Regions from separate parts of the Mus musculus genome. Here region 1 is linked to region 2. A link is a loop called in an ENCODE intact Hi-C map of the cell type or tissue named here. Cell type or tissue: heart. All regions are shown on one strand.

Region 1 (8,000 bases), 110 kb before region 2:
CACTCCAGAAGAGGGAGTCAGATCTCGTGATCGGATGGTTGTGAGCCACCATGTGGTTGCTGGGATTTGAACTCCTGACCTTTGGAAGAGCAGTCGGGTGCTCTTACCCACTGAGCCATCTCACCAGCCCTGTTTGTTTGTTTTTAAAGCGTGTGCCACCACCACCGGCTTAAAAGAATATTTTGTGTCAGTCACATCTTAATGTATTTTTAACAATTTTTATATTTGAGAATTTATTTTATTTATGAGTCCACTGTAGCTGTCTTCAGACACAGCAGAAGAGGGCATCTGGTTCCATTTACAGATGGTTGTGAGCCGCCATGTGGTTGCTGGGAATTGAACTCAGGACCTCTGGAAGAGCAGTCAGTGCTCTTAACCCCTGAGCCATCTCTCCAGCCCTGTGTTCAACAGTTTTAAGAGTTTTTTTGGTAGTTTCTTTATATTCTTTTGTGTATAGAATCATACCATCTACAAATAGAGGTGTTTGGACTTCTTTCCTGGTTTTCTTTTATTTGTCTGCTTAGGTTGTGGCTTTAGTTTAAGACTTCTAGTATGATTGAATAAGAGTATAGAAAATGGACACCTTTGGATTATATTAACAAAATACAGGTTTGTCGTGTAACTTTTTCGATACTGAGGTTCCTTTTATTCTGAGTGCACTTGAGACTTTAACGTGAAAGGCATAAATAACATTTATTGATATGTATATTAAACAGTCTCTATCTCTGGACTAAAACTAGCTTCATGGTTGTGAATGATCTTTTTAAATGTATTTTTGAATTCTGTTTGCAAGTAGCTTGTTGATAATATTTGTGTCTATGTTCATCAGGGAAATTGATGTAGAGTTTTGTTTCATCTTGGTTCGGTATCAGGCGAATAGGAGCATCGTAAGGGAGTTTGGTAATGTCTCTTCCTTTTCTAGCCTAGGAACACTGGAGGAACACTGGAAAGTCTGATAACCTGGGCTTTTTTGTTTTTAGATTTTGAATTACTAATGTAATCATAATTGCTCATCTTCATGTTATTTTTGTAGGCCATATGCATCTATAAATTCACCCATTTCTTTCAGCTTTTCCAACTTAGTGGGGTGTTACTTTTTAAGGTAAGACCTAATGATGTTATACACTTCATCAGTGTCTGTTGTGATGGCCCCCCTTTCTTCTAATTTATTTTGCTTTGTTGAGACAGAATTTCTCTGTGTGTACCGTACCTGTCCTGGAACTCACTTTGTAGATTAGGCTGGCCTTAAACTCACAGAGGATCACCTACCTACCTCTGCTTCCAGAGTGGGCCACTACCAACGGTCTTCTTCCTTCCTTCCTTCCTTCCTTCCTTCCTTCCTTCCTTCCTTCCTTCCTTCCTTCCTTCCTTTCTTTCTTTCTTTCTTTCTTTCTTTCTTTCTTTCTTTCTTTCTTTCTTAATAATTAATTCCTATTTCTTCTTTTAGTCTAGCTGAGGGTTTAACAACTACATCTAGCTGTTTAACCAAATTTTTGTTTCATTGACTCCTAGTATTTTGTTATTGTTTCTATTTCATTGATTTCTTCCCTGATGGCACTATTTTTTTCCCATGGAGGGATTGGGATTTGATTTGTTTTTGTTTTTCCAAGGCCCTAAGTTGTATCATTAAGTAAATTCATTTGCTGTCTTTAACTTCTTACTGGAGGCACCAATAGCTGTAAACTGCCCACTTAAGACCACCTTCATAATTTTTCCATGGATTTTGGAATGTTGTATTTTCATTTTTCTCTAGGACTTTTTAAAAAAAATTCCTTCCTGGTCTCAGTTATTCGTTCATCGTCCAGCATGGTGGGTGCAGTAGCCATGAGTTTGTACATGCCCTATAGTTTCTCTCTCTTTAAAAAATGATTACATTATTTGGGCATGCACAGCAACCAAGGAGAAGAGGAGAGAATAAATAACAGTAGTGGGACGATAGTCCCATTCCTGTCTGCACTCACTTGTTTGCTTTTGTGAGTTAATGTGAGTTTTCCAGAATGGCACCCATGTAAACTTCTGCAGTACAGGTGGTTAATGCTGATTTGCAGGCTTGTAGAGCTTTGTCCCAAACTCCCCTTGTGACCAGGTGTGTGTTGTCCTGTGGGAGCATAAAACACAGTATAGGTCATGTAGATTGATGTGGGACCTTATCATGTAGATGTCAAGTTATCTCTATAGATAAACTCTTAGTAGAAGTAATGTCAGCCTGGAGAGATGGCTCAGCAGTTAGGAGCTCCTGACTGCTCTTATAAAGGGCCATGGCGGTGCACTGGGAGGCAGAGGATCTCTGTGAATTGGAGGCCAGGACTATACAGTGATACCTTGTCTCAAAAAACAAAACAACAACGAAAGACTAGTCTGTGACTCAATTGCAGGGATTCCAACACCCTGTTTTGGCCTTCATGGCAACAGACATACATGTAGTGTACATGTATGTAGTATACATGTGAGCAAACATGCATACACATCAGAACTTATTTAAAAAGAATAAAAACATCTTCCAGAAATCTAAAAGGTTGAATGTGTCAACACCATCCTCACACACACACACACACACACACACACACTCATCACTAAATACATACTTATTATAAGCAACATTCAACCAACTTGATGTAGTTGGCATTTCTAGATCACTCTAGACAATGAATATGGCGTATTCAAGGTAGACCATATGTTGGATGACAGGAAGTGAGAATAAATTTGTAAGAAACCTTAGAGAGGAATGTAGAAAGATACCTGGAATAGCCTCACCAATATGCTGAAGTTAAACAGCATACTTCTAAGTAACACATGAATCAAAGAAGAAATGAGATTTGTCCAGAAAACAATTTTGAAGTAAAACAATGTAAAAAGTTTCAAAGCTTCCAGAAAAGAATGTGCCCCAAAGGATAGAGAACAACTTTTACACTAAGGAGGAGAACATGTAATCAATGCTACTTGAAACTAGGAAATGATCAAATTAATCCCTAAATAGAAAAAAGAAAAGTGATAAAGCTGTCCACTAAGAAAATGAGAAACATCTGTAAAATCAACAAGAGTAAGAAAGACTCCAGTTAGTGTGACCAGAAGCATCGAAGCATCCAATAAGAAGTGCAGATGCGGGCTGGTGAGATGGCTCAGTGGGTAAGAGCACCAGACTGCTCTTCCAAAGGTCCGGAGTTCAAATCCCAGCAACCACATGGTGGCTCACAACCATCTGTAACAAGATCTGACGCCCTCTTCTGGAGTATCTAAAGACAGCTACAGTGTACTTACATATAATAAATAAATAAATCTTTAAAAAAAAAAAAAAAAAGAAGTGCAGATGCCTGAAGGGCCGAGAGCAAGAGCTGTAGCTGCTCAGAGGAAATTCAAAAGTCTCTGAAATGAGTCGGCACAGTGCATCTCCGATCATCACAGACTACTCAACAGCTGCTCCTTCCTTTGTGTTTCAGAGGCAGCTCCAGACTCCAGTGTGTGTGGCACTTCCTGTGAAGGAATTAGGAGGACAGCTGCTGGGATGAGTCCCAACCCCAGGTCTCAGAGCCACATTCTAGATTCCCCTTAGCTCTTTTTTTTTTTTTTTTTTTTTAAGGAGGAAATGATGGAGCAGACACGTGTGTGCGCATCTTCTTTTTTTTTTTTAAGATTTATTTATTTATTATATGTAAGTACACTGTAGCTGTCTTCAGACACTCCAGAAGAGTGGAGTCAGATCTTGTTACAGGTGGTTGTGAGCCACCATGTGGTTGCTGGGATTTGAACTCCGGACCTTCGGAAGAGCAGTCGGGTGCTCTTACCCACTGAGCCATCTCACCAGCCCTCCCCTTAGCTCTTAATGTGAGTTTCAGTGACACTGCACTGAGTGAAACCCAAACCTCCCAAAAAACCAAAAAAATCTGAAAGGACTGGTATCTGGTTACTGTACCCCTTTTAGAAAACGAGTCTGCTGTCTAGTTGCCATAGAAAGTGGGCCAGAACCACAAGTGGATCTTTGACATACCATCATATTCCAACCTGTTATTTTAAGAACCAAGTTCCAATCTTTCACTGAATTATGACAGTCAGTTCCATTGACTAAACCGATGGCTCTTCCTGCTTCTAGATATACAGAGCCATTGTGGCAAATCTTATAATTCAAATAGACACTTACCTTTGCAGAAATACTTCGGTCTTTGGAAATCTGGGCCTCTAATTTTGCAGGGCCCAAAAGGACCCTGAGTGACTCTGCCCCTTGCAGAAGAACCACATAATCTTTCATCTTCAGTGTGTATATGCTACTTTTGAGTGTTACTTGTGTGCTAAGTCTTCACATGTACCTTCGTTAAACCATTGCAAAGACCTTTAATGCCAGAAGCTTAGGTGTGGTACATGATACAAGAGGCCTGTGGTCATAGTTCCAATTTCCCACACTCTTCCCTTTGAAGTGGCCCATTTGACAAGCAGACCACATTCCTAGTTCACAAATGGTGGTCCTCGTGAGGCAGGCAGGAAGAATCAAACACACATGAAATTCAAGTCAAGTTCCTTTAGAACACATTCCTGAACCTTCTCAAATGTAAGTTGATCGCCAGCTTCTCTGTGGTTTCCTGGCCTCAAGGAACCTACCATGCTTAGCATTTAGATTTCGGCCTCCATTAAAGGAAGACGGCCACTAGGTGGCAGCAATAGCTAGATAAGACCTGTCCGATCATGCTGATGGACCCAGGGATGTCTCCATCTCTGTGAAGTAGATTTCTTTGGTCTGGTACCTATTTTGAGCACTAGGGTAGGAATTGAAGTTTTCCAGAGGCATCACATGTAGATGAGCCTATCTAGGTCCTGTACCTTCCCAACAGCTCTGGCCTGGACATACCAGACATATCTTGGTTAGGTGTTTAGTCTTTGAAGCTGATTCTTTGTATGCTGCTACTCACTGGATTTCATTCTTGCTTTTCAGCTGCTAATCACTGAGCCTTGGCTAGAGCAGTTGGAGAGCTTGGTAGTAGCTGTCCAAGTCCATGCATATGCGCTTTTCAAACGCATGATGCATACTCAGTGTGTTTGTCTCCTTGGTTTTGACAATGGATAAAGACCAGTGTGCCTCTCTCCACTCTGCCCACGTCTTGTTCTCTCTACTTCATCTTGTCTGGAATGAGACCATCATGCTTGAAGCTACCCAGCCAGTAGTGACAAGGCAGTCAGAAGCACATGCTATGGGACTGAATGGAAAGAAAGGAATGTGGATGCCAGGAGCATAGGGGAGCTACCACAACCCTCTGGACAACCCACCGCTCATGCACAAGAAAAGTAAAACCTGCTTCAATCACTAGATTTTGGATTCCTGTTACAAAGGAAAAAAATGAGCAAGATGCAGTTCATCTTAATTATATAATCGTGGAAATGTTAATAAAATTGTAAATTACAAGGATCACCAAAACTCTCAATACCTGTCTGCACATACAAGTATCCCTGGAGGTTTTAGCCATCTGTTCTCCAGATTTACACATTTTCCCAGAGGGTAGCAAACAGGCCGTCCTCTGCACACTCTTCTTTCTGGTTAGTTTCACTTGATATGAAAGTGAGAAAAGCTGCAGGTCGATTGCATTCATGGACTCGTAGCAAACAGGCTACTCCTGGCGTTTTAAAGGTCTTCGGGTTTCTTTTGAGACAGGATCTCTAACTCAGTCTGGCCAGGAACTATTTATGTAGACCAGGCTGGACTCAGACTCAAAGCCATCTGCTTCTGTCTCCTGAATGCTAGGATTACAAATCTGATCTACCATGCCTCAAACTCATGACATTCAAAAAAGTATCTGTTATACACGTGTGCCCATGTATCCAGCTACTTGCAGAAGTCAGAGGAGAGAGTCCGATCCCCTGGACCTGGAGTTAGAGGAAGTTGTGTACTGTTTGACATGGGTGCTGGGAACCAAAATTTGGACCTCAGCAAGAGCCGCAGCACACTTTAAGCACTAAGCCATCTCACCAGCTTTATTCATGGTATTTTGTAGAAAAGAAAAAGAAAAAAGATAGTAAGTCATAACAAAATTGGGTTAATCCCAAGAATTCCAGGATCACTGTTAAATAAGTTATTAGTGTAAATTTACTATACCAGAGGTTTAATGAAGAAAAAACATGATCCTCATGGAAAAGCATTCAGCAAAACTTTGCAAATTAGAGAAGGGGAAATTTTCCTTGGTTTTAAAATAGTACCCCAGCACTAGGGAGATGGCTTCACTGGCTAGCCAGCCTAGCCTAATCACTAAGTCTTAGGTCTCCATCATGAGACCCTGCCTCAAAAGGGTGGAAGTCTCTTGAGTAACTCCTGAGGTTGACCTCTGACCTCCACATGCACTCAGGCGTTATGAGTGTACATACACTCACACACACATAAAAGTCCAAAATACACGGTAGAACAAAAGGCCTAAACAGCCTTGATGCTTGTCCAGAGGTGAGGAGAGGGTCACATTGTAGTTACAAAGTTTGGGATAATTTAAGACCATAGGGCTTGAGTATGGGGATATAGAAAAAACAATGGAGATTAAGGCAGAGCCAAGAACAGACTCACATGCTTAAAGCAGAATCTTGACTGGAAGATGGGTGTGGTGGTGAATGCCTGCAGTCCCAGCGCTTGGAAGGCCTGGGCAGGAGATTCAGAGATTGAAGCCAGCCTGGACTACATAACAAAACACTTGACAAAGAAAAGGAGAAGAAAACAAAAGAAACTTCATTGGGTCAGAAATAGCATAAAACTGGCTGGACCATCCAACAAAATGGTACTGGCTCTGTGGTTATCCACATGAAAAGCTAGCAATCTGGATAGTCGTCGCCAATTGATACACACCTCATGTCCTAGACTATCCCTGTAGGTGGGTTAGACTTAAATGTGACAGGCTAACCTTTTACAACTGTAAGAAATCATAGGAGAAATGTCCCTGTAAACTGGTGGAGGAAAAGGCTTTTCTGTGCTCAATATTAAAGTGCACGCCAGACAGGAAATGACTGGTAGATTAGTCTACATTAAATTTTAGAATGTCTTTTCCTCAAAATACTTCCCCAAAAGGAAAATCTAATCCAAAGCCTGGAAATATTTGCAATGTATACAACTGTCAAGGGATAGAATCGGAATACATAAAAACTTCTATGAATCAGTCCATTAAAGGCAACCCAATAAAAAAATCTGGACAAAGGTCAAAAGTGGGCATTTTACAGGAGAATAAAACCTAATATACCATAATAAATGTGTGTTGGGGGGGTCATCTTAGCAATTAGGAAACAACAAGTTAAATTGCAATGAAATGTGATTTTAAATCTTTCAAAAATGCAGAATCTAATAGGACGATATCAAATGGATGAGGGACAAAGAAATTCTTAGGTGCTGCAGTTGCCTAAAATGAGACTATCAACACAGGGAAAAATATGCATTCTACAGTTGATGCTAATAGCATATAAGCTGGCCGGTTCGCTCCTAGACACAGACCCTAGAGAAAACATAGCTCAGATGTTCCAGGAGTCACACAAGAATGTTCATAGCAGCCTGGTTGCCATAGCAAAACACTGAAAACACTCTCTCTGTCCAAGAACAGGAGAATGCAGAAATTCACATGAGGGAAAATGAATGAACTCCAAGAGCAGCCTGACTTGGTCCAGGAGCCTGGTTTTGAATAAGAAAAGTAGATCATAACGGTAAACAGAAAGTAAGCCAAGGCTGAAAGATCAAAACCTGAGGAACACAACCATGTATCTAGGCAAGCAGGTGCCCGTCAATATGATAAATGAAAGCCAAGAGAACGGTAAACAAGTCCTGATGATAGTCATCTGGGGCAGGAGAAAATATTTTTCTATTCTGTCACTGTATAACAAATTACTCCCAGACTTCACTCAGATATTAAATAATAGGATAGTCACTCACCACTTAGTTTCCAGGGACTAGAACCCTGGGTCCTCCAGGACTCTCCGAAGTGGCATTGGATCTGCCAGGAGGGGAGAGAGGCAATTGAGGAAGGATCAGCTTCCACACTTTCCCGTTATTACTG
Region 2 (8,000 bases):
AATTCTGGAACCCCAGACAAATTTCTCAGCCATCCCAGACCCCTGTCTCAGTTCTAAAGTGGAAATAACAACCCACACTTACTATAGTTATCTGAGGTGCAAATAGCATAACAGGTAGACTACCAGCACAGGGCTAGCGACCTCAGGAGGTGATCCCTGCTAAGGACTCTTGGAGTAACTCACTTGCTATTTCTCCTAAGTGATGGACACATCAGCTCTTCCCACCATCTGAATATTTTCTACCTTTCTAAAAAAGCTAGACAGCTAGCCTCTTGCTAAACACAAACTATGTCAATAGTGCATTGTGGGCCTTAAATCAGTCCTCATGGCCCTCCACTATTCATTCCCACTACCTGCTGTGGCTCACTGGAGACACTTCAGGGTCTCCCTCATGCTTAGAAGGACGCTTGCCATTTCACCCCTGAGTCCTGGGATCCACAGATAATCCTCCAGACATGTCAGCCAGGCAGCGGAGCACCTGGGGCTCTCGTGTGGCTTATCTGCCATTCCAGCTCCTCCTGCTCCCACGTGACTCATTCATTCCTTCATCAAACGGCAAGCAGTGGGCAAGGAATGTGTAATAGTTTGAATGAGATGTTGTCTCCCACCCCCAACACCCCAAGTCTCAGGCACTTGGTCTTCAGTTAGTGGCTATGTTTGGGAAGGCTTAGGAGGCATGGCCTTGTTGGAGGAAGTATGCCACTGGAGGTGGGCTTTGCCCAGTGTCTCTGCTTCCTGCTTGCAGTTCAAGCTGTGAGCTCTGGTGGTTAAGGGCACTGGCTGCTCTTCCAGAGGTCCTGATCCAATTCCCAGCACCCACATGGTGGTTCATGACCACCTATCTATAAAGAGATCTGATGCCCTCTTCTGGCATGCTGGTATATATGCAGCAGAGCTCTCATATACATTAAATAAATTAAATTTTTAAAAAATCTGTGAGCTCTAAGCTTACTGTTCTAGTTGCCATTGTTTCCTGCCATGCTTTTCCACCATAGTGGTGATGGGCTCCTGTCCTATCCCTCAGGGACTGTAAGCCCCAAATAAACCCTCCCTTCCTTAAGTTGTCTTGGTCATGGTCTTTTATCACAGAAATAGGAAAGTGGCTAATGCAAAAGGTGTGTCTGGGTAGAAAGACCAAGGGATCAGGGTTCAGACAGGGCTTGAGAACAGGTAGCAGGTTGGAGTGGCCCAGACAAGTGAAAGGCACAGTCACTGCCTGCCAAAGTGCACTTCACTGAGTGTATGCTTCATGCTGGCTCCTGTGATGATGCACGCGACAGAGAGAGGGGATGCCAGCCAAGGAAGACACCTAGCAGGGAGGACAAATAGCCCAAGCAATTGCAGAAAATATCATGTAGTTACTTCTATGGTGATAGCATATAGGAGAAATTGTGGTCCAGAAGAGGAGTATAACAGGAGCCTGGTCTGTCCTGGGGATCATGGAAGGCTAACAGAGGGACCTTGTGAGATACAGAGGCAGATTTACCTAGTAAGAGTCTGTTAAATGGGATGGGGAGAGACAAATTATTCACATTAGAAAGATGAGCTTGGGCAAAGGCCCTGAGGTAAGATTACAGGGCTGAGGCGGTGGCGGTGGGTGGCATGCAGGGAGAATGGTGGGAAGCAAGGCCGTGGAGACAAGCATTGCTCCCTGAATGCCAAAGCCAGCGTACAAGAAGTAAAACCTTCAACTTGGAAGAGTTTTCAATGAGGATACTTCAGGGGAAGAGTGGAATTGTATTCATTATTACTGCCCAGGACCAGGCACGGCACCTCCGAATGCCTTGCGGTCAGAATGGCTGCACAAGGACAGCGTCACCAAGGAGAGTTTAGACAGCCACAGCTCATCCTTGTCCCTGCTGGCTGGACTCCAGGGTTCCCCTAATCCTCCTGCCCAAAGCCCCTGTATCCCGTCAGCCTGTGCTCAATGCTAGCTCCTCAACTGGAACTGTGACATGGAAGGAGGATTCCATCTCAGCCTATATCAGATCAAAACAAAACAAAACAAAACAACAAGCCAGAAATATCCCCAAGTGGCTGTGCCTGTCCTATGCGTTACTTAAATCTCTTTGACATCTCTGTCTTTCCAAGATCAGGGATTACAACCACTCTTTGCTACAAGGCTATAGAGTCCCCGAAGGTGTCAAACAGCATCCCTCTAAAGACAGCAGTTGGCAGATGGTGCCAGGTCATGCATGCTTTGAGCCCATCCGGTCTTAGTCCAGTCTGCCCTTCCAAAATGCAATTAATCCTAAGCAGGATGCCACAGTGGAGGGCTGGAGAGAAGCCACACCCCCGGAGCAAGTCACTCAGGACAGATTCCTGAGATACTCAGGGCAGGCACGGGTGGCCACAGCGGGGCCCTAACTAAGCAAGTGTGGACACAGGAACAGATTTAGTTGCTCATGCCCGCTAGAGTGGCTGGGAAAGTTCCTCGGGGCCTTGGAAGGAGCTTGCAGTCTGTTTAAGTCTCCCCAGAAGCTCTCTGAAGTTCACAGACAAGCAGCTCAAGTAGACACTTGTGGTTAGCTGCCTCCCGCTACAGTCAGAGAAAAAGCATCAAGAACGTGAGACAGTGAAGCCAGAGGGGCCCCAGCCCACTGCTGCTCCGCAGTCTGACTACCTGCCTCCAGGAAGAGAGCAAGAACCTTTTGGAATAGTCATGGAAGGCCCTCTGAAGAAGCAGCCCCAACCTCAGAAGCCACACAGAGCAAGGCGCGGTACCAAAAGTGACCTTTTCCCCTTCTGATGCTGAGCCGTCCAAAATGGATTCCATTATTTAGAGGGGTTGTTTTCAAGACGAGGGCACGGGCATTTTAGCAAATCCCCACCCTAAGAGATCAAGCTAAAAACACACTGGTTGCTTAAGATGAGAGCTGATCAGGAAAATCCACGGATGTTGAAAGGGCTCTTTCTCCAGCAGCTTTCAGTCAGTGAGGTGTCGGTGAAATAAATAATCCTGGCATTAAGTAATAAGCCTCACCCATAAGGGAATGATTAGGGGCTGAGTGAGGGATACAGGCAGTGAGGGCTGTCAGCTTGTGGATAGGACCAGTCTCTATGGGTGCAGCGTTACAGGGGCGGCCCTTGTGCAGGCAAAAATGGTCCGGGGTAAAGATGTTCCAGGCACACCAGACAGGAGCAATGGTCGGAAGGCCAGACAGTCCTCACTTCTTGGGGGAGGGGGAGGAAGACAAGAGTCTGGCAGGAGGGAACTTGTAGGTGGATTCTATGAGGGGAGCCTGCTGGAGCCAGCCAGTGACCCGGACACTGCCACTCTGTGGACAGCTCCTGGGTGGTTCCCCCTGACTGGCCACAGAAGCCTCTTTGAGGCCTCCCAGGCCCAGCTCAAGGATCCCCTCGGCATGGCCCCTGGTGGCTATTGCTTTTGGCAGCCGAGGATCTGCAGGTCCGTTAGAGGTGACGGCGGCGTGGCACAGTTGAAATGCTGCCAGGTCCCGTGGTCTGCACACAGGTGGCCGGTGTCAAGCAGGCCATGCTGTCTGCGGACCTCACTGCCCAGACCTGGGCAGGCTTGTGAGGCATCCTTGGAGCCTACACAGGCTGCGTGGCTGGCCCAGCACAAGTGAGCCTTTGTAGCCCTGGTTTATGAAACCAGCCACATATTTCCCCGTCACTTTATGAGGTGCTAGCTCTGCCCATGCAAGCTGAGGAAAATAAAGCGTCACATGATTTGTACCGCTACAGTCTGAAGTGAACCAGTGCTCCCTTGCAGAAGTGCTGTGCTCTCGACCAAGGCCTTGTGGCTCTACTAGGGGGAGGGGCAGACTCAAGATTTCACCCCTGGCGGGACACTCCTGTCCAAGCCACTTGGTGGAGAACAGAGAAGAGACAGAGGCAGTGAGACTGGAGGGTGGTGTCAGGTAAAGAACTTGAGACTTTAGCATCGTGTTCTCAAGGCTGGCTTTCCCACAGGTGAGGGAGGCCCTTTTACCTTTTAAGAGATCCGCAAGGCACCTGGTGGGAATGCTCTTGCAAAGTTTACCACAAGGTAAAGAGCATTCCAGAAGGGCTCTGGCCTTAAAATACCTGGCAGGAAGGGCTTTGCCTTGCAATTGAAAAGGATTAGTTTCCTGAGGTGTGTCTATAGGTAGCCACCCATACACTGTGAACTGTGATTTCTGGCCTCCCCTTATCTCCTGCTCCTTTTGTCTTTACCTGTCACTGGTCGGGTACTTCCTAAGTTACATAGAGTATTTCACTAGGCACCCACTTGCATTAATCTGTCCTGTGTGCCTCAAGAAAGCCCTGTGCAGAGTGCGTGCACACACACACCCCCATCTCCCTACTCCACCCCCCACAGTGCAGAGATTTGCTTTGAGCTCAGAGATAAGTGACTTGCTCCAGACACACAGCTAGAATCTGGCAGAGCTTCGCCACTCAGGGTTAGAAAGATGGCCATAGGATGGGGACCGAGGATGCAGCCTGGTGGTAGAGCTCTTACCTAGCGCGTGCATCTCCCTGGGATGAATCCCTAGCACAGAAGTGGGAGAGGAGGGTTAGTGTAGAGGAGATGAGGGGACCATGTATAAAAACCCCAATTATAATTCAGCGGCTCGCTACTAAAGCGATACTCAAATTGATCATAGTTATAGATTCTAAGTACCCTTTGAGCTGAAACCGAAAAGCATTTGCATGGGAGCAAATCCAAAATGCCCACTTAGAATAACACACACCGCTCAAGGTAACTCCTCATTGCCACCTGGTGGCATTGCTTTTGCATTGCAGGGGCGTAAATACGAGCAAAGACAGCTACACCTCAGCCTGGAGCCAATGGGAGAGACCCCCACTTGAAAACTGGAGCCCAAAGTTCCCATTAGTGTTGTACCCTGGCCACAGCAGTGGAGGCAGGCTACCCCTTCAGCTTCCTGGGTGGCTCATCTTTAGCTATGCAGCCCTCTGTCGACTGACCTCGCTGGAGTCTTCCTCCAAACCCAGAGCTCCCTTGACTCTTCATTTCCTTCCTATGTCACAGTGAACAGGAAGAGAAATGTTCAGGCGACGGGCTTTGAGGCTCCGGTGGTGAAGGCCGTGGAGGGTTTTCACAAGTTCTTAACCCCTTTCTAAAAGTCACACTAACTCTTCCAACAGTGCCCTTGGCCTGGTCCTCTTCTGCTGTCCTCTGATCCCAGACCCCTTAGGTCACTTCGCATCCCATTCCCCTTGTGATGGTTAATCTAGATAGTCAACCTGGCCAAGATGATGGCAAGAACCTAGAATTCACAGAGCTAACCTCTGAGAGGGCCTTTCCAAACAGGACTGGTAGAGCAAGTGGGAAGGGAGGCCCAGGTAGGTGTGTCACTATTCACTAGCCCAGAGGCTAGGCTGGAACCGAAGGGGAAGAGAAAGCTAATAGTCAGGCGACAGTCCCACTCTTCCAGAGCCAATGTGTCTGTTGCCCCCTGGACCCAGTCTTCCAACACAGACACAAAGGCAATGACTATGTCTGCCTCTAGAGGGCAGAGCAGGGATGCTACCGTACTTCATCAGACTCACCTGTGATTCTGTAGTTCAAGGTCAGGGTCCAGAGCAACCTGGCACAGAGGGGGATATTTTTTTTTCTCTTATAAGGAACAGAACCCATAACCCGCAGAGCCACAGTTAAGAAAGGAAAAGGATGTGTTTTCTGGAAGACTAGTGCTAGGCTAAACCTTGTTCCGGCCTCTCTGCCTGACGTCTGTTTTTCTCTCTACTATAGCTCCGAACAGTTCTGGCCTCCCCTCCCTTCTGGTTCATTGAGGCAGCTTACTGAACTTCAAGCTACCATGCTCTCAAAACTACAATAAAATGCAATAAAATGACCCACGGAGAGGCTGCAGAGATGGCTCAGCGGTTAGGAGCACTGACTGCTCTTCCAGAGGTCCTGAGTTCAATTCCCAGCAACCACATGGTGGCTCGTGACCACCTATCTATCTATAAAGGGATCTGATGCCCTCTTCTGGTGTGTCTAAAGACAGCGATGTACTCACACAAAATAAATAAATAAATAAATAAATAAATCTTTAAAGAAAGAAAGACCCATGCAAATATAGTGTTCCATATTGACCTTAGATTGTCTGCCCCAGGAACCCATTCAGCACGATTGGAATCAGATCCCCAAACAACTCTGGGCCCTAAGGAACCTCAAGTTTGCATCAGCATTGCCCAGTGTAAGTCCTATAGGGCACACTGATTAGGTCCCTTCGGTCACATGGCCACCCTGAACCAATCCCCGTGGCCGCTGCATTGGAATGTGCTGGTTTGCTCAACTTCTTTCAGGGCTGAGAGGAAGTCCAACCCAAGTCACCCTTGAAGGCGCCTGCAGGAGTGAGACTGTGAGGAAGCAGTGGGCAAAAATCATAGAAAGCCATCAGTAACCGACATAAGGGTTAGCAGGATAGACGTTTATAAATGGTTTACATTGTATTTATTTACATTATAAAACCACAGTGAAAATCTAGGCTGGCCTTGGCAGTGCCATTTCATTCATCCAAAGGGTGGCTTTAGAGGTAGAGGAGATTGTCTGTGTTCTGTAGCCTGCCTCCTGCTCTCCTGGCTGTCAGTTTGAACAGTCTAGTTGAAGACACATCCCCCAGGTGTCCTTACTTAGAGACCTAGGAGGGAGGGATTTCCTCAGGCTTGTGAGTACCCCCCCAGAAGTGCCTGACATCTGCACCCCATCCTAGAGGCTCATGATCTTCTTCCATTCCCTCTTTTGGTCTCCTGATGGGAAGTGAAGATTTGTGTTTGTTCATAGTGGCCTCTCACTGTTCTACCCCACTAAGATTAGTGTTAAGCCTTCAGATAGAGTGGGATCTACTGGTTCAAGCCGGTAACCCTAGCAACTCAGGAGGCTGAGGCAAGAGGATCACGTGGATCAGGCCCACCAGAGACTCAGAGAGAGTGCCAGCCTAGCCTGCATAACTTAGTGAGACCACATCTCAAAACCAAAGCTAAGAAAGACGTCTAGGGGTGTAGCTCAGTGACAGAGCCCTTGCCGAGCACAGGAGGAGCCCTGAGTCTGATTTCCACTACCGGAAAAAGAAAAATCCCTACACAAGGTCGAGGTGATTAGGTTCTTAGAGACTCATGGTCCTGAGCCTTGTCCTAAAGATGAGGTCTAAAAATGATCTGGGTCTTAGTTGAGTCACATAATGGATTAAATTATAGAAACCAGGGACCTAGGCTTGGTAGTTCTTTCCCATGGATGGATGGCTACCACAGGCACCCAGCAGAGAGGCAGCTTAAGTGAAGACCCCCACCACCTTCCCATGGGCATTCTTCAGAATGAATTAGCACGGGGTCACAGACTCATGAAAAGCCCATAAGCTCGAATCTACTGGGTTTAATTCCTGCCAAAGGGGCTTGCTCTTCCCCGTGCCTGGCTCCAGATGTTAATAATCTACTAGCCTGGCATGCTGATGAGGCCAGAGGTGGGATGAGAGCAGGAGCCCTAGGGTCTGGGTGGATGATCAACAAGAAAAGCAACTGAACAATGAGTGCACTATCCCTGCAGAGGATTGTAGAGGTTGTAGGATTGCAGCTTTCTGTTCAAAGGCCACCAGGACTCATTCAGAGGTCCTGCCTCAAAGAGCCCCCAGCTCACTGGGGCAGCTACCGAGTTAGGATTGGTCAGATGAGCATTAATAAAGGGTAGGCAGTGCAGTGAAGAGAGAATGACCATCTGGGCCCCCGAGAGAGAACTGTGGAGGGACACACGGCAGGAATACTGGAGGGGACATTGAAGAGACTGCTTGGTGGAGAAAGCCATGAAAGGCTTGTCAGAGGAGGGGTCAGGTCAGGATGTGTGAAGGCACAAAGGCTTACAAAGGCATAGAGGCTTTAAAGAGACACTGCAGAGTGCCAGAGATCTGAGCAAGGGCTCTTAGTGGGAGGGAGAGTGCAGCAAGACCCCGAGAGAGTTCAGGGCAGCGGAACTCCTAATGTAACTGGCGCGCTTTACCCGTCAAAACCTGGGAATCTTGACTTGGGTGTGGTTT

Evidence for each region. Peaks named below come from ENCODE experiments on the same cell type or tissue, not always from the same donor. Only the 100,000 strongest peaks of a DNase experiment are listed, where the experiment ranks them.
Region 1: a loop joins it to region 2, with 7 times the contacts of the local background. A loop is called at or near these places in 25 of 42 quality-filtered maps.

The regions. Positions count from the first base shown.
Region 1 is chr9:97,065,577-97,073,576 of GRCm38, reverse strand. No RefSeq gene overlaps it. Among named protein-coding and RNA genes, the nearest start is that of Gm19325, 14 kb to the right of the region's middle. In heart, a CTCF peak has its summit at 4,638 (motif pointing right); a DNase peak (open chromatin) is centred at 4,626.
Region 2 is chr9:96,957,911-96,965,910 of GRCm38, reverse strand. All of the region lies in intron 2 of Spsb4 (splA/ryanodine receptor domain and SOCS box containing 4), which reads left to right. Among named protein-coding and RNA genes, the nearest start is that of Gm16010, 52 kb to the left of the region's middle. In heart, CTCF peaks have their summits at 4,729 (motif pointing left) and 5,471 (motif pointing right); no DNase peak of the experiment used is centred here; H3K27ac peaks cover 3,672 bases.